2 separate regions of the Homo sapiens genome follow, and region 2 is linked to region 1. A link is an interaction called in ENCODE POLR2A ChIA-PET data of the cell type or tissue named here. Cell type or tissue: OCI-LY7. All regions are shown on one strand. Links, peaks and the distances in the headings refer to the core of each region. The heading gives the core; the rest is flanking DNA. Region 1 overlaps PXK (PX domain containing serine/threonine kinase like). Region 2 overlaps PXK (PX domain containing serine/threonine kinase like).

The links. Peaks named below come from ENCODE experiments on the same cell type or tissue, not always from the same donor. Only the 100,000 strongest peaks of a DNase experiment are listed, where the experiment ranks them.
Region 2: POLR2A ChIA-PET joins it to region 1 with 11 read pairs; 7 of 35 experiments call an interaction of 5 or more read pairs at or near these places.

Annotation. Positions count from the first base shown.
Region 1 is chr3:58,342,800-58,354,695 of GRCh38, forward strand. All of the region lies in intron 1 of PXK (PX domain containing serine/threonine kinase like), which reads left to right. It overlaps LOC105377106 (a long non-coding RNA gene), which reads right to left and starts at 11,544. Exons shown (of 3, transcript XR_940876.3): 1 at 11,496-11,544; 2 at 11,106-11,207; 3 at 9,728-10,170. RefSeq lists an enhancer at 6,707-6,986. In OCI-LY7, for the core only: no CTCF peak of the experiment used is centred there; DNase peaks (open chromatin) are centred at 7,172, 7,582 and 9,322; H3K4me3 peaks cover 4,104 bases; H3K27ac peaks cover 5,000 bases.
Region 2 is chr3:58,397,947-58,409,842 of GRCh38, forward strand. It overlaps PXK (PX domain containing serine/threonine kinase like), which reads left to right. Exons shown (of 18, transcript NM_017771.5): 12 at 1,353-1,431; 13 at 5,916-5,964; 14 at 10,978-11,055; 15 at 11,586-11,672. Among named protein-coding and RNA genes, the nearest start is that of PDHB, 30 kb to the right of the region's middle. RefSeq lists an enhancer at 1-59. In OCI-LY7, for the core only: no CTCF peak of the experiment used is centred there; no DNase peak of the experiment used is centred there; H3K27ac peaks cover 747 bases.

The sequences.
Region 1 (11,896 bases), core at 4,416-9,415:
AACTATGTCCTCTTAGTTTGAAAACAAATTGCTTTGGGTTGCAGCTTGCCTGGCGCGTTTAAGTGTGTGCACAGATGACTTATTAGACAGTGGCATGGGGAAGGGCAAAGGGCTCTGTGCCGGAGAGCAGGGTTCTAGGCACGGCTCTGCCTGCTGTCGCAGCACCTCTTTATAATATTTAAACAAGGCTGCTCACATTTCTTTGATGTGCTCATCAGAAATAGGTCATTTCTCCTCATTAATTCAGTTGAGGCTTTTTTGCTGGACTGGAGGGAAGTGAATGGAGTGTTGGTATGGGAGAATCCTGGATCTCAAAATGTCTAAGAGCCACCTGTAGTGGTGAAAAGGGAAAGCAGTGTCGTTCATTCATTGCCTTCCTTTTGAGCCTGCCCTTCCACCAGGTAACAAGTGATTCCTGGGCAGGGACTCATTGCACTTTAGTCCTGCATACGTTCCTCTTGCCAGAAGTAGAGGGAAATGAAGCCAGAAAGAAATGGGTCTGCTCACACCAGACCTCTAGCATCAGGCAGCATCAAGCACCCTGCTGGTCCGTGAGAGCACAGGGAATGGCTGAGTGTCACACTGCCATGCTGTAGGCATCTATGCATGTGACCATGTAGCCCACCATATTCACCAGCAGCCTGGCACTGGTTTATTCCACATTCCACAGGCACTTCTCAAGCTCCCACTCTTTGGTGAGTGTTGTGGTCTCCAGGAATGCAGTGGTGAGCAGTCGCTGCTCTAGGGGCTCATGCTGTTGAGGGTGGACAGGAGGGTCTGTGCATAGAAGACACACCTCTGCTTCTTCCCACTCTGTAGATGGTAAGGGGCGCAGGCAGCTTGTTCTGCCTCTTTGAGGCTTGTTTTATTTTTTTCTCTAAATCCAGACTTTATTGTCTATGTATTGCTGGGTTGATTCAATTTCAAACTAGCCCAGTCCCTGGCACATAGATAGTAAGCCTACAGCAAACATTTGCTGAATAAGTGAATTTGAGAATGAATGCCATTATTGGAGGTAAAGCTCTTATGTACTGCTGCTGACCATTGTACCTGCCAAGCGGGTTACGGGGTACTTCTGCCTCTTGTCTGCCAAGCTGGATATAATTTTCCTTCCTCTGAAATTCCCATAGAGTATATCTGCCTCAAAGGTACACTCATTTTATACACCTATTATTTCTTACTACCTTGTTTTCTGTTTATAACCCCCCTCCCCCAGTCACACACAGGTAAAACTGTATATAATTGGGAAGAGCGACAATGGCTTAATGACCTTGGACAAATTGCCGCTTGATTTCTCCAGCCTCAGTTTCTTCATCTGTAAAGTGAGGATAGAAAGAGTATGTTAGGACTGCTGTAAGGATTAACCGAGCTCATCCACATGGAGTATTCAGAACAAAGCCCAGCACATAAATGTCATTTGTTTTGTTGTTTATTACTGTTGTATTTGCCAGAGCACTGGCGTACTACTTAGTGCTTTTTTGGCATTCAAATATATGTTTTGAATGGGAAAAGGAAAATTATTTATTTAAAAGTTTGTCTCACTGTCAACTGTGATTACTTTGCTAATATGTGGCAAAAAACATCAGTGACACCTCCAAGAGTAGGTTTCCCCCTGTTTTTTCCTTTTTACCCTGGAGTAACACGTTTTGACAGCCATGCTTGGGAGATGCAGCTCAGGGCCTCCTTACCAGGCTGCAGAGCTGGCTATTGGTGTTCAGTGGTGACGGAAAAGACAAGTGGTCGGCTGGGCACAGTGGCTTATGCCTGTAATCCCAGCACTTTGGGAAGCCAAGATGGGCAGATCACCTGAGGCCAGGAGTTCGAGACCAGCCTGGCCAACATGGTGAAACCCCATCTCTACTAAAAAATACACAAATAATTAGCCAGTTATGGTGGTGGGCACCTGTAATCCCAGCTACTCAGGAGGCTGAGGCAGGAGAATCGCTTGAACCTTGGAGGCGGAGGCTGCAGTGAGTCGAGATTGCACCATTGCACTCCAGCCTGGGCAACAAGAGTGAAACTCCATCTCAAAACAAAACAAAACAAAACAAAAAACAAGTGGGCAGGCCATAGGGCTCAGCCATGAGCTCCCGGAGGCCAGACCTGAAGGGAGGCAGCCCCCAGCAAATGCCCATTTCAGCTCTTCCCCTCTCAGTTTTTGTTAATCCCTAAAGGGGTTCCAACATCAGTACATAGACATTTGATCTCAGGAACATTAACAGATACTTAAAAAGAGTCTTCTGCGTGCCAGGCACTGTACTGCCTATTAAGATAAAAAGATGAATGAAGCAGGGAGCTGACATCCTAGTCAATATAGCAGCCACAAAAGCAAAGATGAAGCAAAGTACTAAAGGGCCCCTCTGCCTGGGAGAGCAGGGCACAGGGGAGAGGCTGGTCAGGTCCTCCCTGGGGCTTAGGGAACTCGGAGTGGTTAACAGAGGAGCCAGCATTTTAGAGAAAACGTTCTAAATCAGTATGCCTCAGCCTTTTCTAACTTGCAAACTCCTTTCATAGTAATAGGGAATGGTACAGACTCTCTGGAAGTTATTTTAAATATAAAAATATTTTATTTAGATCAGTATATTACTAAAAATTGTTTGGGATCTGAACTATATATATTTTTAAATTGTGTTCAGAGGAATACAACTTAAGGCCCTGAGAAACAGCATCTTCAGACAACTTGTAGAATTACCGTTTTTATGATAATTCTCACTTGTATTTCTCACTAACTTCTCACTAACATGTGTTTTGTCATTGGCATTGCTTGAGCCTACATTTAGTCAGCGGTTTATTATGGATGTAAATGAAATCATATATGACTAAGAGCAAAGTCAATTAAAATACTGTGTAATGGTAAAAACTGTGATAAACCAACTGAGTTATGAGCATACTCATGACTTCCACAACTCATCCCATGCTTCCTGTGTGCCCATTTGGAAGCTCCTACTCTATTCTAGGTTAAAGGGAAAAAATATTTATGTTATTGTTTTATCGATATTTAAGTTATTATTTTTGAAAAGTAGAAACAGAAGCCTTATAGCCTTTAACGTATATATCCTGAAACACCTTCTGGGGCACCTCGTTGTTCATCCTCTTCCAGACTCTTAGTAACCCACCATAAGGATCTCAGTTTAAAAATCTGAAGAATGATTCTTCTCTGAGGTCAAGGTTGCATTTGTAGACTTCAGGAGTTCATTAGTTCATTCAGCAGATACTGCTGTGAGTATGCCCTGTGTTCCTGGCATGGCCTAGGCACTTGGGGTACAGGTCTAAGCAAGACAGACTTGGTTCCTGCCTTCTTTGTTCATTCATTCCAACTGGGTTTATTGGTGAAGATTCTGGGGTGGGGTAAAAGATGGAAAAGAAAGGTTAGAGCCAATTGTGGGGCCTCTTGGATGCCAGGCTAAGGAATCTGAACAACAGTGAGGGGGGGTTTGGGTGGAGGTGTGGCTCATAAAAGTGGCATTTTAGGAAGCTTAATTTGCTGTCTGTGTGCAAGGTGCAGTGGAAAGGGTGAAGGAAGGAGAGAAGAGAGTCAAGGATGCTAATGGAACAGTGAAGTTAGAGAGGCCACAGCTCAGGTCTATGGCAGGGAGAGGGGAGGAACACAATAGAGGAAAAGTCTGCCAAGTAGAGGCCACAAGGGAAACAGAGGCATCAGGAAATTATTAGAGAAGTAGTACAAGGTAGATGAAGGGTAGCTGGTTTTCCCAGGAAGATGATGAGTCTGTTTGGTTTTAGACACCTTGAGTAATACTGAAAAGGGAGTGTTACTTGTCATAATAGATGACATTGTTTAAGCTTTCACTATGTGCCAAGCCAAGTGCTTTATAGTAATTCTATAATTATTTTTCTTTTTTCTTTTCTTTTTTTTTTTGAAACAGAGTCTCACTCTGTCACCAAGCTGGAGTGCAGTAGCGTGATCTTGGCTCACTGTAGCCTCAACCTTCTGGGCTTAAGCGGTCCTCCCACTTCAGCCTCCTGAGTAACTAGGACCACAGCCTCATGCCACCACATGTGGCTAATTGTGTCCTTTTTTTGGGAGGGTGGGGTGGGGGGCACGGAGTCTGGCTCCGTCACCCAGGCTGGAGTGCAGTGGTGCGATCTCGGCTCACTGCAACCTCCGCCTCCCAGGTTCAAGCCATTCTCCTTCCTCAGTCTCCTGAGTAGCTGGGACTACAGGCGCGTGCCACCATGCCCGGCTAATTTTTTTGTATTTTTAGTAGAGATGGGGTTTCACCATGTTGGCCAGGGTGATCTCAAACTGCTGACCTCAAGTGATCCACCTGCCTCGGCTTCCCAAAGTGCTGGGATTACAGTTGTGAGCTACCGTGCCCGGCCATGTTCATTTTTTATAAAGACGAGGTCTCACTATGTTGTCCCGGCTGGTCTCGAATTCCTGGGCTCAAGGGATTAGATAATTCTTTCTCTCTCTGTTTCTCTCTTTCTGGTCAACTTTGTTGAAGTAAAATTTACATACAATGAAATTCACCTATTTTAAGTATACAATTTGATAAATCTTGACAAATATATATATACACACCCACTTTCATCGCTCCAGTTGTTTCCTTGGTGCCCCTTTGCAGACCCTGCCCTCCTTCTGGTCCCTGGGAACTACTGATCTGCTTTCTGTTACTATTGTTTAATCCTTTCTATTAATAGAATGTCATCTATAAGTGGAATCTTATACAATATAGTCTTTTTTTGGTCTGGCTTCTTTTACTTAACGTAAAGCTTTGAAATTCTTCTATGATGTTATATGTTTCTTTTTATTACTGAGTAGTATTCCATTGTATGGATTTAACATTTGTTATCCATTCACCAGTTGGTAGATATTTGGGTTATTTCCAGTTTGGGGCTATTATAAATACAGCTGCCATGAATATTTGGGTAAAGTCTTTGTGTAGATATATTTTTTCATTTCTCCTGAGTGAATGCCTAGGAATGGAATTGCTGAGTGATAGGCTAAACTTTATAAGAAATTGCCAAACTTTTCTAGATTTTTGTTTTACCTTCATGATAGTTTGAATTGCATTAGTTATTATCCCAGTTTTGTAGTTGAAGAAAATGAGGTGCAAAAAGAGTAAGATTGAAGGTTTCTATGAGGCTAATGAACTTTGTTTTGTTTTTTTGAGACTGAGTCTCACTCTGTTGCCCAGGCTGGAGTGCAGTGGTGTGAAGTTGGCTCACCGCAACCTTCACCTCCCGGGTTCAAGTGATTTTCCTGCCTCCCAAGTAGCTAGGACTACAGGCGCGTGAGACCGTGCCCGGCTAATTTTTGTGTCTTTTCAGTAGAGGTGGGGTTTTGCTATGTTGGCCAGGCTGGTCTTGAACTCTGACCTCAAGTCATCCACCTACCTCTGCCTTCCAAAGTGCTGGGATTACAGGTGTGAGCTGCCGTGCCCAGCTGACTAGTGAACTTTGAATGAAAGAGGTAAGAGTTGGCAGCCATCCCTAAGCTGATCTGTTGTCAGGGCCTACAGAGTGGTGGACCTGATTGATGGCTCCACTAAGCATTGGTTGAAAGAGGACAAGCTAGTGGTCTCCTTCTGAACCACAGAACCAGACAATGATTTGTGTGACCGTTTTCTCAGTTCTTCCATTCTGGCTGCATAGGGATGGAGTTAATTCACTACATACGACAGAGGCCTTAGGGCAGTGCTGTCCAATGGAAGTATAATGCTAGCCACATATGTAACTTTACATTTTCTAGTAGCCATGTTAAAAAAGTAAAAAGAAACAGGTGAAATTAATTTAAATAATATATTTAACCCAATATATCCAAAATATTATAATTTCAACATGGAATCATTATAAAAATTATTACTATGTTAGGTGCAGTGACTAATGCCTGTAATCTCAGCACTTTGGCAGGTTGAGGAGGGAGGATTGCTTGAGGCCAGGAGATCGAGACCAGCCTAAGCAATATAGCAAGATCTAGTCTCTACAAAACTTAAAAAAAAAAAAAAGTCAGGTGTGGTGGCATACCTGTAGTCTCAGCTACTCAGGAGGTTGAGTAGAAGAATCCCTTGAGCCCAGGCAGTGGAGGCTGCAGTGAGCTATGATTGCACCACTGCACTCCAGCCTAGGTAACAGAGTGAGACCCTGTCTGTACTTTTTTTTAATTAATATGTTTTGCATTCCTCTTGTCATAAAAGTATTTGAAATCTGGTGTGTATTTTACAATTACAGCATATCTCAATTGGGACTAGCCACATATCAGATGCTCAGTAGCCACATATTGCTTGTGGCTACTAGGCAGCAGAGATACAGACATTAAAAATATTTGCCAGGCATGGTAGCTCATGCCTGTAGCCCCAGTTACTAGGGAGGCTGAGGTGGGAGGATCACTTGAGCCCAGGAGTTCAAGGCTGCAGTGAGCTATGGTTGTACCACTGCACTCCAGCCTGGGCGACAGAGCCAGACCCCATCTCCAAAAGAAATTAAAAATAAAATCCCAAATGTGTTGTTATGGAGAGAGATCCATGTTATATTAAGTGAGAGAAAAAGCAAGTCATAACACACTATGTTTAGTATGCTTTCATTCTCATAAATATCTTTTTTTTTTTTTTTTGAGACGGAGTCTCACTCTGTCGCCCAGGCTGGAGTGCAGTGATGTGATCTTGGCTCACTGCAACCTCTGCCTCCCCGGTTCAAGCGATTCTCCTGCCTCAGCCTCCTGAGTAGCTGGGATTACAGGCTCCTGCCACCACGCCTGGCTAATTTTTGTATTTTTAGTAGAGACGGGGTTTCACCATGTTGGCCAGGCTGGTCTTGAACTGCTGACCTCAAATGATCTACCCTCCTCGGCTTCCCAAAGAGCTGGGATTACAGGCATGAGCCACAGCACCTGGCCACATTTTCATAAATATCTGTGTTTATACCTGCAAATAAACAGTCTGTAACTGCACACTATCCAGTATTTTAGCCACTAGGCTAATAAAATTAAGCTAAAAATTCAGTCCCTTCGTCACCCTATCCACATTCCAAGAGCTCAGTAGTCCCTTGTGCATAGTGGCTACCATATTGGATATCAAGCCTTAGGTCACTGCTCTCTTCAAACTGCTGAACTGGTTGAGAAAGACTGAGCTTAACGGATAGAACCTGCTAGCCCTGCAGCCATTGGGGTTTTGTGACTACTGAGTCCCAGAGCCTCTGTGGTTTTTAAGAGTAACACACAGGAAGGAAGCTCACTGAGGTGCAACCGTTATTAGTACCTTGGGGAGTTTAACAGGAGCACAGTGTAGAAGCAAAACAGCTTTGTGGAGGACCCTGTTCCGTTTTTGTACAACTGAAATTAACTACTATTCAAATTGCTGAGGATCACATAAACCTGATGTCCACTTTAGGCATGTTCTTATAAAAATGTTCCTTTCGACTGCTTCTTAACTGCCTAATGTACATTATGGGGCTTGCTTAACATTTTGGAGAAAAAATAGTTTCTTACTTGTACATAACTTCTAGGTGGTGCTCACATTACATTCAGCTCCAGCAGTTTGTGTCCATGTAGTAGGAGGTAGGCTGCAAAGTATAGGGGTATTAAAACCAGGTGGTTGTGGTATTCTGAGAGCTCTATTGCTATAGTAACTCATATTCTCCAGGCCCGGGTTCTTGTCCTTACTCTGCCCTTCACCCTGTCAGCTTCCCCCTGACTTGATAGACTGGTTCTGCCTGTCCAGCTGCACTCTGTTCATCAAAATGAGTCCTTGGAGCATGTGAAAGTATTGTGTCCAAGGGCATAGAAGGTAGGAACCGCTGTGCCCCTGGGTCAGACTGGCCTGGGGTGGAGTCTATTCTCATCACATACTAGTGGTGCGCCCTTGTTTAAGGCATCTACCCTCTCTGAGCTTCAGGGTTTTTGTTGTATAAGAGATGTAGTGACGCCTCCCTTCAGACATTGTTGGGAGATGGAGTAAACTGAGGGCTAGAAGGCAGAGAGTAAGTGCCCCATAAGCAGAGCAGTTATACCTCCCTCTCTGAAGATATGTGTCTGCATGGCATGTGTACTGTGGTCACTTCCACAGTTGGTTATGAAATTGGAGCTAGTGTCTCAGGATGACACAGCAACCTTCTCAGAGTAGGAAGGATAGATTTATATGTACGTTATCCTAAGTGATGGTGACCATTATTAAAACCAGTAGGGACTTCTAGCTTGACTTCAGCCTATAGTTTCAAGCTTCTCTCCCACTAAATGCTTTAGCAGCCCTGTTACAAGTAGAAGAGCTCCTTTACTTTACTTTCATCTTCTGTTTTCCCAGTCTCCCCAGCACAGAAAGTACTGATGAGTAGTAAAATGACCAAAAGCTCCCTTGTCAAAGGAAAAAAGGTGCATTTATCATTGATAACATACCAGGCTCTTACCCAAGCTCAGATGATCTCAATCTTTATTACTCAGGATTCCTTATTTAATTTATTTTATTTTTCCAAGAAAGGGTCTCACTCTATCGCCCAGGCTGGAGTGCAGTGGTGCAATCACGGCTCACGGCAGCCTCCATCTCCCTGGGCTTAAATGATCCTTCTTGGGCTTCAGTGATCCACCCGCCTCAGCCCCCCAAATAGCTGAGACTACAGGTGTGCGCCACCACAGCTAGCTATTTGTGTGTGTGTGTGTGTGTGTGTGTGTGTGTGTGTGTGTATTTTTTGTAGAGACAGGGTTTCACCATGTTGCCCAGGCTGGTCTTGAACTCCTGGGCTCATGCAATCCACCTGCCTCATCCTCCCAAAGTGCTGAGATTACAGGTGTGAGCCACCGTGCCTGGCCAGGATTTCTTATTTTAAAGTATCATGTTTTAAATTACATGTGTAGCAAACTGAGAAACTTTTCCAAAAATTGTTTTTCCTGATTGTAAAAATAATTTATGCTCATTGAGGATAACCTGAAAAACGTAGGAAAAAAAAAATAGCCAAAAGTGGGCATAGAATCTAGGACAACAGAGGCTGGAGTCATGGTACTCCTTCTTAGAAATCAGAGACTGATACAATTGTTTCTCATATTTAAAGAGAATGGCTGCTTTTTGTTTTTTCTGGGTGCTCTTCACAGTGCTGCCACCGTCTTCTGTGCTTGCTGATTAGAGTCGTGATATACTCACCTGCAGACACTTTGTGTTTGCTATTTTCTTAGCAGGGAAGAAAACAGTTACAAAGCTGGCCATTGTGCTGGCTGCTCTAAATATACTGTCTTCTTTCATATTCACCATGACTCTGAAGGTGTGATTTAGCAGGTGAGGAAACTGAAGCACAGAGAAGTTAGGCTGCAAAGCTAATAAGCAGTCGTTGGGCTTCGTTCCAGATCTCTGTGACTGGAAAATGTGTGCCCTCCCCTGCTGGGGACTTGTGGCTGTGCTATGGAGGAGGGATGGCACATTGTGGCTGATCATGACACAGTGACCAGCTCCTCCTTCAGGTTCCAGAAGGGCTCCCAGGGGGCCTGTCTTTGAGGCAGTGGAAAAGGGGGAAGGTAGAGGAGACATGGCCCAGGAGGGAGCGCTTCAGTCTCCAGCAGGTACTCAGGTCAGTGCCAGTGAAGGGCGTGAGGGATGAGGAGCTGGCCACCTCAGATACCAGAGCCCAAAGAAAAAGCATCATTTCCAGCGGATCCGAGTTTCTATGTTGTTGTCTATTCTAGCCTACTAAACATGTAGTGGGTAGTTCTCTGAGATCATGTTCACTTCATCCATTTGTAGAGTTTTAGGACATTGTGAGGATTATTGAACAAGTGAAAGTTATATTTCGTTTTTAATTACTATTTAATTGAGCTTCAGATTTTTAAAGTTTGGTATTTTTTTTCTTTACTTTGATGTAAGATGGAATTACTGGGTTTCCATTTTAGCAAATTATGTAATTTGCGTGGGTGTCATTTAAGGGTCATTATACTATAGAATGCTGCAGGAAGTGGCTATTTAAAAAGCTGTATCCATTCTGTAGTCATGTTTGAGGTCAAAAGGATTTTGGAGTGCTTCTTTGCAGTGTTTTTCTTCTCTGGAACATCAGCTGTCTTTGAAGTCGGTGTGGAGACCAGCTCTCCTGGTAGGGCAGGAGACCATCCCACAGCGGAGAGTGTAGACTTCAAAAGGCCCGGAGAAGGGAGAAGAGAAGCATGCATGATCATGACGCTCATCTCACTGCAGGGATCAAAGCGTGTTTGCAATGTGTGCTTCATCTCTTCTTTTGCTAAAGTTAAAGCACATGATTCTATGAATTAGATTTTTTTTTTTTGAGACAGAGTCTTGCTCTGTCACCCAGGCTGGAGTGCAGTGGTGCGATCTCGGCTCACTGCAAGCTCCGCCTCCCGGATTCACGCCGTTCTCCTGCCTCAGCCTCCCGAATAGCTGGGACTACAGGCGCCCGCCACCACGCCCGGCTAATTTTTTGTATTTTTTAGTAGAGACAGGGTTTCACCGTGTTAGCCAGAATGGTCTTGATCTCCTGACCTCGTGATCCGCCCGCCTCGGCCTCCCAAAGTGCTGGGATTACAGACATGAGCCACTGTGCCCGGTCTCTATGAATTAGATTTTTAAACAAAATTTATTTCATGTGGCTGAAAAGAAGATGCGTTTGGCTTTATTCATCTGCCAAAATTTAGGTTAATACGGTAATGATTCTTCAGATGCCTTTAAAAACCCTTAACATTTTCATTTGTTTTGGGGCAGTTTTTGCATATTATTAGATTGCAGAAAAATTGAAACAAAACAAAGGTAGGTTCTAGCACTGAAAATCTGCAGATGAAACGACAGTAAATAATGACTACTTAGCAGAGCAAGGAGTAATCACTAATTCTAAGTGAAATATTAAGGACTGTAAGTGGCCAGGCAGGTGGCCAGTGAGCTAAGCAGAAGTCCTGCAAGCTGAATTCTATGAGAATTTCCTCAGAAACCTTGCTGTCCTCTAGGATGATGTGGACTGCTGCCTATGGCTGCAGCTGTTGTGCTGTGTGACACTGTGATTTTGAATAGGTAGAACAGCGAAAAGAGGGGCATAAGTAAGGGATATTTAGGTTATAAACAGTCTGACTGGGTAGAGGAGGGTTTGCATGGGAAGAAAGGGTTAGGACAGTTTGGTCAGGTGGTAGAAGAATTTGGAAGCTAGGCTGAGGAATTTGGATTTACCCTGTGAGCCAGTGGGAGCCATGGAAGGTCCTGGAGCAGAGAAGTAGCGTGGTGGTAGATTCCAGCCAGGTCACTTGTTTTCAGCATTCTTTTCAGGCCTTCCTATGAAGAGAAAGTGCCAGGGGAGAAGTGAGTTTCGGAGTGAACCCAGAGGGGTGGTGTGGCTGATGGGCACTGGAGACAAACAGGCCTGCCTCCTCTCCCAGATCCACCACTTTCTAGTCAAGGCATCTATCCTTCAGAGACTCATTTCCTCCAGCAGAGGGAAATAGTTCTTTCTTGCTCCTTTAAACGGCATTGGCAGATAGTGTGAGTGGTGCCTATGGGAGCCACCACTACAGAGCCCAGTGTGAGGGATTTCTAGAGGCTCAGGTTAGATACCAACCGTACCCCCAAAAAGACAGACGAGCTGAGTCCTTAAGAGGAGGTGGGGAGATATGGGTGAGAGTAGAGGAGATTATGAGGTTTGGTTGGTGGTTGCGTCATCTGTTTCCTTCCACTCATGCAAGGTTTTTTATTTTTGTGGTGTGGAGCTGCTTCCTAGTTTTTTTTTTTTTTTTGAGACTGAGTCTCTCACTCTGTCACAGGCTGGAGTGCAGTGGCCTGATCTCAGCTCACTGCAACCTCCACCTCCTAGGTTCAAGCGATTCTCCTGCCTCAGCCTCCTGAGTAGCTGGGATTACAGGCGCCCACCATCGTGCCTGGCTAATTTTTTTGTATCTTCAGTAGAGATGGGGGTTTCATCATGTTGGCCAGGTTGGTCTCGAACTCCTGACCTTGTGAATCGCCCA
Region 2 (11,896 bases), core at 4,408-9,407, 55 kb after region 1:
CTTTTTGCAAAATGCTTTAGAGCTTTGGAAGCAGGAGGATGTAAAGAGAAGTATGGCCTGCATGAGTGTGATGCAGAAGCTAGAGCCAGGCAACTTGAAGCCAGTCTTGAGGACCCAGGCAGGTGTCAGACGTCAGATCAAGACTGAAGTGAGACTTGTAAGAAACAAGAGAGGCCAGGCATGGTGGCTCACACCTGTAATCCCAGCACTTTGGAAGGCCGAGGTGGGTGGATCACATGAGGTCAGGAGTTTGAGACCAGCCTGGCCAACATAATGAAACCCCATCTGTACTAAAATTACAAAAATTAGCTGGGCGTGGAGGTGCATGCCTGTAATCCCAGCTTTTTGGGAGGCTGAGGCACGAGAATTGCTTGAACCCGCCTCTTGGGAGGTGGAGGTTGCAGTGAGCCGAGATTGCGCCACTGCACTCCAGCCTGGGCGACACAGTAAGACTCTGCCTCAAACGAAAACAAAACAAAACAAGAATGCCATAGGCCAGAAGCCTAGTAGATAAGAGCCTAGCAGGCCCAGACCTAGGGCAGGCAGGCAGGAATGCAGACACCAAGACAAATTGGATCCAGGAGCTCTTACAGCATTACCTGCGGGGGCTGAGGGGAGCTGGAGGACAAGTGAGAGCACCTTTAGGAAGGAGGGATGCAGGAACTGGTACAGACTCATCCAGGACCCTTTCATCCCCTCCACAGCCAGGCTGGCACCCACAGCTGGAGCAGAGAGAGGGGAGGGCAGGGTGGCTCTTGGACCCCTGTGCCTTGGAGATACTCAAGTCCACCCTTCACCAAGCGTTATTGTGTCAAAAGAGGCAATTCAAGAGAACAGGCCCTGGGACTATATTGTGTTGAATTTGAACCGCTGAAACTGAACAGTGACCTGTGGGTAGAAAAATCTGGCTGCTCCTGTTAATAGCATCCAAGGTGTTGGATGATGAGATATCAACAATTGGCATTTTGTGTGCTGGTTTTGATGAAAAGCAGGCAAGCAGCAAAATGTCTTTCAAGTTCAGAATTTTACTTCTGTGTAGTGTTTACATCTCTTTCAAGAGAACAAACACTTTTATGAATGATATCTTGAATCCTTCCTCCAGTTATCTTTGAAATATATTTAGCTTTCTGTCAGCATGTAGTTTCTAAACCATTTCTTTTGAGTCATCGGTAACGCCAGTGTTGCCAGCATTCCCCCACCCCACGTATGCCATCTGTCTGTGTGTGAAGATTTTTGACACTGTCCTGATCAGCCCGCAGACAGTTATTGCAAAGTGGTGTTAAACTTTTCATCAGCAAGTGGATTTGCCAGCGTGTTCTGTGGAACTAAAATGTGTATCTGTTCATTTCAAGTGGCCGTGTTGGAGTCTACGCTGTCTTGTGAAGCCTGTAAAAATGGCATGCCTACCATCTCCCGGCTCTTACAGATGCCGTAAGTCAATCATATGCGTTGGTTGTAATCTTGATAACTATGTTGAACACCAGACCACTGTGTCCAAGCACCTGGTACTGTAGTAAAGATTCTTGCGGTCCCTGCAGAGTTGGCGTGGCCTGCTTGCTGATGGGCACTTGCAGCATGATATCCTCACCCTTTGTTTGTGACCTCTGTGCTCTCCTGGTCTGATGGCTATCCTTTAACATCTGTGTCATTTTCACGTGTATCTCCTCACTCAGCGTTAGCATTGTGTGTACGTACATTAGCATTGGGTGTGCGTATGTGTCGCAGCCCCCAGCTTAGGAAATACTGAAGGAGGGCCCTCTCAAGTGGCTCCTTTCTGACCCTGCATCAGCAAACCAGTTGGCCCCCAGCTGTGCATAGTTCACAAGTCACAGGGCCTTGAAGGGTCTGCCCTCCAGGAAGAGGGCAACGTGTTTCTGAGCACCCATGCTTCTGCTTGTGAATTTACTCACTGGGTACTATTTATTAAACTCTAGCATGTACCAGGCACTGTTCTAGGGTCTTGGAGCTCAGAAGACATTTTCTCTGAAACTGGATTATGAGTAGATAACCAGGGCAGCTGAAATAGTGCTGTGGGGCCTTCCCTTCAGGTGCATTTTCTGTTCTTTCATGGAAAGGCAGCAGAGTGGTTAAGAAGGGTGTGCCTGGGGTGGGACAGACCTGGAGGTGGATTCCAGCTTCACCACTTCTACCTGGGTGACCTTAGACAAATTTCCTAACCTCTGGAAGTAGAGTTTTGTGAACTGTGAAATGGGAATGATAATAAGTTCCCACCTCAGAAGGTAGTTGGGAGGATTTAATGAGGTGATTCCTAGTAGGGACCCGGCACTTAATATGTGCTCATTAAGTGTTAGTTATGCTTACTACTGAATCAGCTGATCTTTTTTGAATATCACACACCATGCAGTGTATCTGGTGCTTTGTCTGCACCAGCGTATTATATAACAGATATACTCTGAAAACAATAATATGGGGAAACGAGGCAGGGGACAGCTTGAAGGGCATGTAGCCAGAGTTCAGAGAAGGTAGAGATAACTTCCGGTTCCTGGTTCTTTCTTTCCACAAGTGTTTAGAGAGGGCCTTCTGGAGGCCAGCTGCTGTCCTAGGCACTGTAATGAAAAGAGGAAACCAAGCCCCTGCCCCGTGGATGTGACATTCTACTGTTCCACAGACACTGAAGCGTCTGTCGCCAAACCAGCAACCATTAATAATAATGTAATAATGTGGGCCGGGCAGTGGCTCATGCCTATAATCCCAGCACTTTGGGAGGCTGAGGCGGGTGGATCACTTGAGGTCAGGAGTTCAAGACCATCCTGGCCAACGTGTGGTGAAACCCTGTCTCTACTAAGAAAATATAAAAAATTAGCTGGGCATGGTGGCACACTCCTGTAATCCCAGCTACTCAGGAGGCTGAGGCAGAAGAATCACTTGAACTGGGGAGGCAGAGGTTGCAGTGAGCCAAGATCTCAGCACTGCACTCCAGCCTGGGTGACAGAGCAAGACTCCGTCTCAAAACAAAACAAACAATGTGAATATGGAAAAACAGACCCAGTTTGGAAAACAACTTTCACACAAACTTTTCTAGCAAAATGCACTTGTACTTAGGAAATAGCCTATATACAGGTTGATTTACTTGAGTTTGCATTTACACTCCCCATTCCAAAGCTCTTACATCTTTCTCTCAGTCTTCCAGTCCTTAAGTGAATCCAAATATTTTTTTCTTCACCTAAGTCTTTCTACGATGTGGGCTTCAGCTATGAGAAGAGCTCCTGGACAGGCGTAAACCATGTTCAATTAAAATGTGTCCTCTGGAAGTAAAGAGATGTGTGGCTGAGGGACAGGCGGGGCCCTGAAGAGCCCTGTGGGGAAAGCTAATCCTGTCATTTCTACTTGTGATGAAGTTCCCATCTTTAAAAAAGAGTAATATAGCTGGGCGCGGTGGCTCACACCTATAATCCCAGCAGTTTGGGAGGCTGAGGCAGGTGGATCACTTGAGCTCAGGAGTTCAAGACCAGCCTGGCCAACATGGCGAAACCCCATCTCTACAAAAAATACAACAACAACAAAATTAGCTAGGCGTGGTGGTGTGCACCAAGTAATAATCCCAGCTACTTGGAAGGCTGAGGTGGTAGAATCGCTTGAGCCTAGGAATTTGAGGTTGCAGTGAGCTGTGAACTCACCACTGCACTCCAGCCTAGATGACAGAGTAAGACCCTGTCTCAAAAATAAAACAAAGTGAGGGGCAGGCGTGGTGGCTCATGCCTGTAATCCCAGCACTTTAGGAGGCCAAGGCAGGTGGATCACAAGGTCAGGAGATCCAGACCATCCTAGCTAACACGGTGAAACCCTGTCTCTACTAAAAATGCAAAAAAATTAGCCGAGCGTGGTGGCGGGCGTCTGTAGTCCCAGCTACCCAGGAGGCGGAGTTTGCACTGGAGCGCGCCACTGCACTCCAGCCTGGGCGACAGAGTGAGACTCCATCTCAAAAAAATAAAATAAAATAAAAAATAAAACAAACTGGGGGCGCAGGATATTCAGCCAGGCATACTGGCACATGCCTGTAGTTCCAGCTACTCAGGAGGCCAAGATGGGAGGATTGATTGAGCCCAGGACTTCCAGGGCAGCCTGGACAACATAACAAGACTCCATCTCTTTAAAAAATAGGGGAGGGGCAGGAGGCATATTCAAAGAAAGACTCACTTATAGCTGTTTGGGTGCTACCCAAGCAACCATTTCTATTCTTTGACCTGTTTTACCCAGCAGTTCAGAGTTGTTCATGCTATTGCTTTCCCTCTTTCCCTCTCCTCCTCCTCTCTTCTCCTCTTTTCTTTCCCTCCCCCTCGCACTCCCCCTCCCCCTCTCTCTCCCCCCTTCTTCTTTTTGAGAGTCTTGCTATGTTATGCAGGCTGATCTTAAACTCCTGAGCTCAAAGGGTCCTCCCACCTCTAGCTGTGGAGTAGCTGGGACTGCAGGCGAATGCCACTGTGCCCAGGTCACCCAGTTCATGCTATTGTTTTTTTCTTTTCTTTTCTTTTTTTTTTTTTAGATAGAGTCTTGCTCTGTCACCCAGGCTGGAGTGCAGTGGTGTGATCTTGGCTCACTGCAAGCTCCGCCTCCCGGGTTCAAGTGATCCTCTTGCCTCAGCCTCCCGAGTAGCTGGAACTACAGGTGCGTGCCACCATGCCCGGCTAGTTTTTGTATTTTTAGTAGAAACAGGGTTTTCACCATGTTGGCCAGGCTGGTCTTGAACTCCTGACCTCAGGTGATCCACCTGCCTCAGCCTCCCAAAGTGCTGAGATTACAGGTGTGAGCCACTGCACCCGGCCCATGCTATTGTTTTTAATAATATACTTTTTTTTTTTTTTTTTGGTCACATGGGTAATTTTAAAATCATTTTTTATTATTTTTATTTTTAACTTTTAGGTGTGGGGGTACATGCGAAAGTTTGCTACATAGGTAAACATGTCATGGGGGTTTGTTGTACATATTTCATCACCCAGCTATTAAGCCCAGTACGCAATATTTAGTATTTCTGCTGCTCTCCCCACCTCTCCCCCTAAATAGACCCGGTGTCTGTTGTTTACTTTTTTGCAATAACATACCCTTTTTTTTTTTTTTAAGATGGAGTCTTGCTCTGTTGCCCAGGCAGGAGTGCAGTGGTGCAATGTCGGTTCACTGCAGCCTCTGCCTCCTGGGTTCCAGGGAATCTCCTGCCTTAGCCTCCCAAGTAGCTGGGACAATAGGCACGCACCACCACACCCGGCTAATTTTTGTATTTTTAGTAGAGATGGGGTTTCACCATGCTGCCCACTCTGGTCTCGAAACCCTGACCTCAAGTGATCCGCCTGCCTCAGCCTCACAAAGTGCTGGGATTACAAGACATGAGCCACCGCACCCAGCCAGTAACATATTTTTGAAGAGAGAATTGATTTACTCCAAAAGCTACTACTTTTAAAAATGAAGTATGAGAAATACTTAGAAGAAAATTACTTTCCTGTTAGATTCCAATCAGGACAATTCCTTTCTACTTACTTGAACATTTTTATGTTACTGAACTCTAGAATAAATTTTATCCTCTTCTGAGGCAAGAAAAATAGCAGAAAACTATTCTATTTAGAAATATCTACCGCATATATTATTTGCGATATTTTTGCAAATTAGCATTCGCAAAAGTAATTTCTTAAAAATGCAATATTGCCCATAGCAGGGAAACCCCCTCTAGTACACAGCTGGCCCAGATACCCTAGTAACACAGTGGGAAGGGGGTCACACTGGGCCACCTGCAAATCCCTTTGCATTTGTTAATGAACATGGAATGGTGGATTGGGCCAGGGGCTGGAGGATGTGGTGCAGGGAAGGGAGACCTCATGGGCTAAAGGTGTCTTAATCTGCTTTCATCCTAGTCTGAGAGTGCACGTGGTTCAAGAAAGATTTTTGTTTGTTTCTTTTCTTTACAGATTATTCAGCGATGTTTTACTAACCACTTCTGAAAAACCACAGTTTAAGGTAAAGACAATTATATCGTTTTTTGGTTTGTGACATAACTAAGTTGACTTTGAAAGTTAGCTGTATTTTTAGCCAAAAAAAGAAAAGATATATAATAGGGAAAATTGGGAAATAACCTAAATGTCCTACAATTAGGGGCTAGTTTAATAATTTATGGTACATCTATTTGATAATATAATTAAAAGTGAAATTGATAAAGACATTGTAGTAATATGGAAAATGATTTAGATTTGTGCTTAGGTATAAAAAAATAAGGTAATGTGTAAAACAACATATCTGTCTAGAAACAAGCCTGGAAGGAGGTCTTCTCCTGGGAAGCAGTGGTGTTATGTGTCATGGAAAGAGAATGGGCTTCGGAACCCAAAAAACCAGAATGATATCTTACTTTGTTCCTACAATATTAGCTGTTATCTACAGCAGGGTTTTTCAACCACGGTATTTGACGTTTTGGGTGAGATGATTCTTTGTTGTGAGGGCTGCCTGTGCACGGTAGGATGTGAAGCAGCATCCCTAACCTCACCACTAGATGCCAACGATACTCCTTGCCCCCTCTCCTGCACTGTGACAACCAAAAGTGTCTCCAGACATTGCTAAATGTCTCCTGGGGGGTAGTGTACAAAATTGCTCCCAGTTGAGAGCTACTGACCTATGGGCAAGCACTTAATCTTTGAGTCTGCATGTACTCATGTGTAAAATTGGTGAGTAATGCATGTCTGTTGTCATTAGACAACTGAGGTCATCTACGGAAACTCCTTGTTCAGGCCATGGCTCTTGGCAGTGCTCACTATGAGTGCGATTTGGGTAGGAGGATAAAAGGTAATTCTCCCTCTCCTTTCTATATTCCAAAAGAACATGTAATACTATTAGGATGAAAATAAATTTAGAAAACAAAAAAAAGAAAGAAAACCAAGGGAGGGTTTAGAAGACTGTGTCAGTGAGAGAGGTGCTTTCCTCTGTTCTGTTTTGCCAGTTAGAGGAATTCTGACAATAATAGCTTCTTTGGATCTGAAGTAGGAGAGAAAAAAACATTTAAATTTAATGTCTTCTTCACTGAAGCATCTTAGCAAATTTCTTCAGCCTTGTCAATAAATATATTCTCCTCCAACCCTGACAGTCTGGCCTTTAGGATTCAGGAGTTAGTACTAGACCTCGCTCTTCCCCTAAGCCAGAGAGCCTATGCAGCAAAGATAGTATGATTTTAAAATCCAACATTAGTTCTTGTATGTACACTGACTTTCTGGAAAGATATACAGGAGACTGGTAATGTTGGTTTCCTCCATGGAAGTAGGTGGGAGACTTCACTGTGTATGTGCCCTTTTATACCTTTGGGATTTTAAACCATGTGACTGTATTACCTACTTACAGCTTTTTTTTTAATTTGAAATTTTTACAGAATAATAAAGACAAAAAGTTCAACATGATCTGGGGGTCTTATCTTCCAGGACCAGACTCCTCATGATTTAAAAAGCTAATAAATTAAGAAATGGCCCGGGCGTGGTGGCTCACGCTTGTAATCCCAACACTTTGGGAGGCTGAGACAGGTGGATCATTTGAGGTCAGGAGTTCCAGACCAGCCTGGCCAACATGGCAAAACCCCATCTCTACTAAAAATACAGAAATTAGCCAGGCTTAGTGGCAGGTGCCTGTAATCCCAGCTACTCGGGAGGCTGAAGCAGGAGAATTGCTTAGACCTGGGAGGCAGAGGTTGCAGTGAACTGAGAGCACACCACTGCACTCCAGCCTGGGCGACAGAGTGAGACTCTGTCTCAAAAAAAAAAAAAAGGAGAAATGATGGAGGCAGAGGTTGCAGTGAGCTGAGATCATGCCGGTACACTCCAGCCTGGGGAACAGAGTGAGATTCTGTCTCAAAAAAAAAAAAGAAATGATAGGCTCAGAAACAAACTGGGCTGTTGTTTGGAATGTCTCCCAACAGGGAAAGCTGGGAAAGTTTAATCTTACAAAATTCAGAACATAAATCTCTCACAAAGAAGATATCTCTGAAGTTATAATAACTGGTTGAATTTATGTATGTTCCAATAAGCTTTATATAATTTTTTAAATATTTTTTTTTCTTTTGAGACGGAGTCTCGCTCTTGTCACCCAGGCTGGAGTACAATGGCATGATCTCGGCTCACTGCAACCTCCGCCTCCTGGGTTCAAGCAATTCTGCTTCAGCCTCCTGAGCAGCTGGGATTACAAGCATGCGCCACCACGCCTGGCTAATTTTTGTATTTTTAGTAGAGATGGGGTTTCATTATGTTGGTCAGGCTGGTCTCGACCTCAGGTGAACCACTCACCTCGGCCTCCCAAAGTGCTGGGATTACAGGTGTGAGCCACTGCACCCGGCCAATTTTTTTAATTTTTAATTTTAATTTTTTTTTTTTTGAAGTAGGCGATTTTTTGTTGCCAGGCTGGAGTGCAGTGGTGCAATGACGGGGCTCAGTGCAGCCTCAAACTCCTGAGCTCAGGTAATCCTCCTGCCTCAGCCTGTTGAGTAGCTGGGACAACAGGCGCGTACCACCACACCCTGCTAATTTTTTAATTTTTTTGTAGAGACAGAGTCTTACTGTTGCCCAGGCTAGTCTTGAACTCTTGGCCCCAAGTGGCCTCCCAAAGTGCTGGGATTACAGGTGTGAGCCACTGTGCCTGACCTAATTTTTAAATTTTTAATTGTGATAAAAAATACAATATAAAATTTACTCTCTGAACCATTTTTAAGTGTACAGTTCAGTGGTGTTAACTATCTTCACATTATTGTATAACAGGTCTCTAGAGCTTACAACCTGAAACTCTATACCCATAGAATAATGACTCCCCATTTCTCCCTCCCCACAGCTCCGGGCAATCACTATTCTACTTTGTTTCTGTGATCTTGACTACTCTAGAAACCTTATATAAGTATTTGTCCTTTTGTGGATCATTTATTTCACTTAGCATAATGTCCTCAAGGTTCATCTATATTGTAACATGTAACAAGATTTCCTTCTATTTTTAAGGTTGAGTAATATTCCATTGTATGTATATGCCACACTTTTTTTATCCATTCATCTGTTGATGAACATTTAGGCTGCTTTTACCTCTTGTCTGTCATGAATAATGCTGCAGTGAACATGGGTGTGCAAATATCTTTTTGAGATCCTGCTTTTGATTCTTTTGGATGTATACCCAGAAGTGGAATTCCTCATATGGTAGTTCCATTTTGTAGTTTTTTGAGTCACCTCCATACTGTTTTCCATAGCAGCTGTACTACTCTACATTTCCACCAGCAGTGTACAAGGGCTTCAGTTTCTCCACATTCTCACCAACATTTATTTTATTATTTTAATAGTGGCTATCCTAATGGCTGTGAGGTGATGTCTCATTGTGGTTTTGATTTACATTTCTCTAATGACTAAAGACATTGAGTGTCTTTTCATATGTTTTTTGGCCATTTGTATATTTTCTTTAGAGAAATGTCTATGTCTTTTGCCTCTTTTTAATTGGGTTACTTATATTTTGTTGTTGAGTTGTTGGAGTTCCTTTATATATTCTGGATATTAACCCCTTATCAGACCTATGATTTGCAAATATTGTGTCCCATTTCTTGAGTTGTCTTTTACTCCGTTTTTCTTTGTTGCACCAATGTTTTATTTATTTATTTATTTATTTATTTTTCTTTTTTTCTTTTGGAGACAGGGGCTCGTTCTGTTGCTTAGGCTGGAGTGCAGCAGCACAATCTCAGCTCACTGCAACCTCCGCCCTCCCAGGTTCAAGTGATCTTCCTGCCTCAGCCTCCCAAGTAGATTACAGGCGTGCACCACCACACCTGGCTAATTTTTGTATCTTTAGTAGAGACGGGGTTTTGCCATGTTGGCCAGGCTGGTCTTGAACTTCTGACCTCAAGTGATCCACCCACCTCAGCCTCCCAAAGTATTGGGATTACAGGCGTGAGCCACCTTGCCCGGCTGCACCAAAGTTTTAAATTTTGATGAAGTTTAATTTTTTTTCTTTTATTGCCTGTGCTTTTGGTGTCATATCCAAGAAATCACTGCCAAATCCAGTGTCAAGAAGCTTTTCCCCTGTGTCTTTTCTTTTAGGAGTTTTATAGTTTTAGGTCTTATGTTTAGGTTTTGAATCCATTTTGAGTTAATTTTTGTTTATGGTGTAAGGTAAGGGTCCAACTTCACTCTTTTGTATGTGGATATCCAATTTTCCCAGCACTGTTATTGAATACACTGTCCTTTCCCCCATTGTATGTTCTTGGAACCCTTGTCAAAGATTATTTGACCATATCCACAAGCATTTATTTCTGGGCTCTCTCTTCTTCTTTTCCATTGGTCTGTGTATCTGCCTGCATGTCAGTACCACACTGTTTTAATTACTGTAGCTATGTAATAGGTTTCAAAATCAGGAAATGTGAGGCCTTCAACTTTATTTTTCTTTTTCAGATTGTTTTGGCAATTTACAGCCCTTGAGGATTACTTGCATTACTTGAAACATATCATGTTTATTTATGTTTTAGTTTTATGTGTTCATTGCTAAAAAATGCTAGAGAAGTGAGTGTGTTAGGGATACCAAAAGTGGCTGGGGTAGGATTTGAATGGACAGCTTTAACTGATTTTATTCCAAATGACTCTTTTTTTTTTTTTTTGAGATGGAGTCTCGCTCTGTCACCCAGGCTGGAGTGCAGTGGCGTGATCTCGGCTCTCTGCAAGCTCCGCCTCCCGGGTTCACGCCATTCTCCTGCCTCAGCCTCCTGAGTAGCTGGGACTACAGGCGCCCACCACCACGCCCGGCTAATTTTTTGTATTTTTAGTAGAGATGGGATTTCACCGTGTTAGCCAGGATGGTCTCCATCTCCTGACCGCGTGATCCGCCCGCCTTGGCCTCTCAAAGTCCTGGGATTACAGGCATGAGCCACCGCGCCCGGCCGAAATGACTCTTGATAACCACCTGCTCCTTCATTTACTCCAGGACTTGGAAGTATCTCCAGCCACCTTTTTCAATAGATGATGTACTTTTCTCTCCTTTCAGATCCCTACAAAGTTAAAAGAGGCATTGAGAATTGCCAAAGAATGTATAGAGAAGAGACTAATTGAGGAACAGAAACAGGTAAATTGATAACGGTTCCTCTTTGCCTTTTAGTGTCCCCATCCTCTGCCGTGGTTTTTATAGTGATTGACCTTTGACTGTTCCCTCTGCAAATATTTTAAGCATACTTACTCTCAGCCAGCCTTTAGGCTAAATGCTTCCCTGCAGAGCTGAATACTTGACAGTCCTGCCCTCAGTCCTGCCTAGTCTATGTGGGAAACAAACATGTCCAGGAAGGGCAGTCTGGGTTTCTGATCAGAGCATGCCGGCCGGTGATAGTTGCGGGCATGCATGGTCCATGCTGTCTCACCACATTCTTCTTCTGTAAAAGAGGGAAAGGCAGGAAGGCATTAGGGGCATGAGAAAGGACCTCTTCCTTTGGCATACTCCTCTACCTGGCATCCAGACCCGAGCCAGGAAGTAGACAGCCTGAGCAAGGAAAGATTTTCTTTTATCCCAATAAAATGTGGTTTGCCAAAACATGTTGGAGAAGATTTTCATTAGGAAGCTGCCTTATGTGGGATATGCTTACATCTTATGGTCTTTTAAAGATTCACCAGCATCGAAGACTGACAAGAGCTCAGTCCCACCATGGATCTGAGGAGGAAAGAAAAAAAAGAAAGATTTTAGCTCGAAAGGTAAGCCTGCTGTCTCTCTGCAGTCCCTCTATGAGTTCTTGAGTACATGTGAAGAAAGTTCTAGGTTAATGGTGCCCATTTAATGACAGATGCTGTGCTATATCTCCTTGAAAGCTAAGACTATTTCCAGATGACTGGGGTGCAGTTTTTTTGGGGAAAAAAAAAGAGTCATATGATAATCAGCCGAGAAATAGCCCATGTAGTTTCCTAGCTTGCTGGGCAGA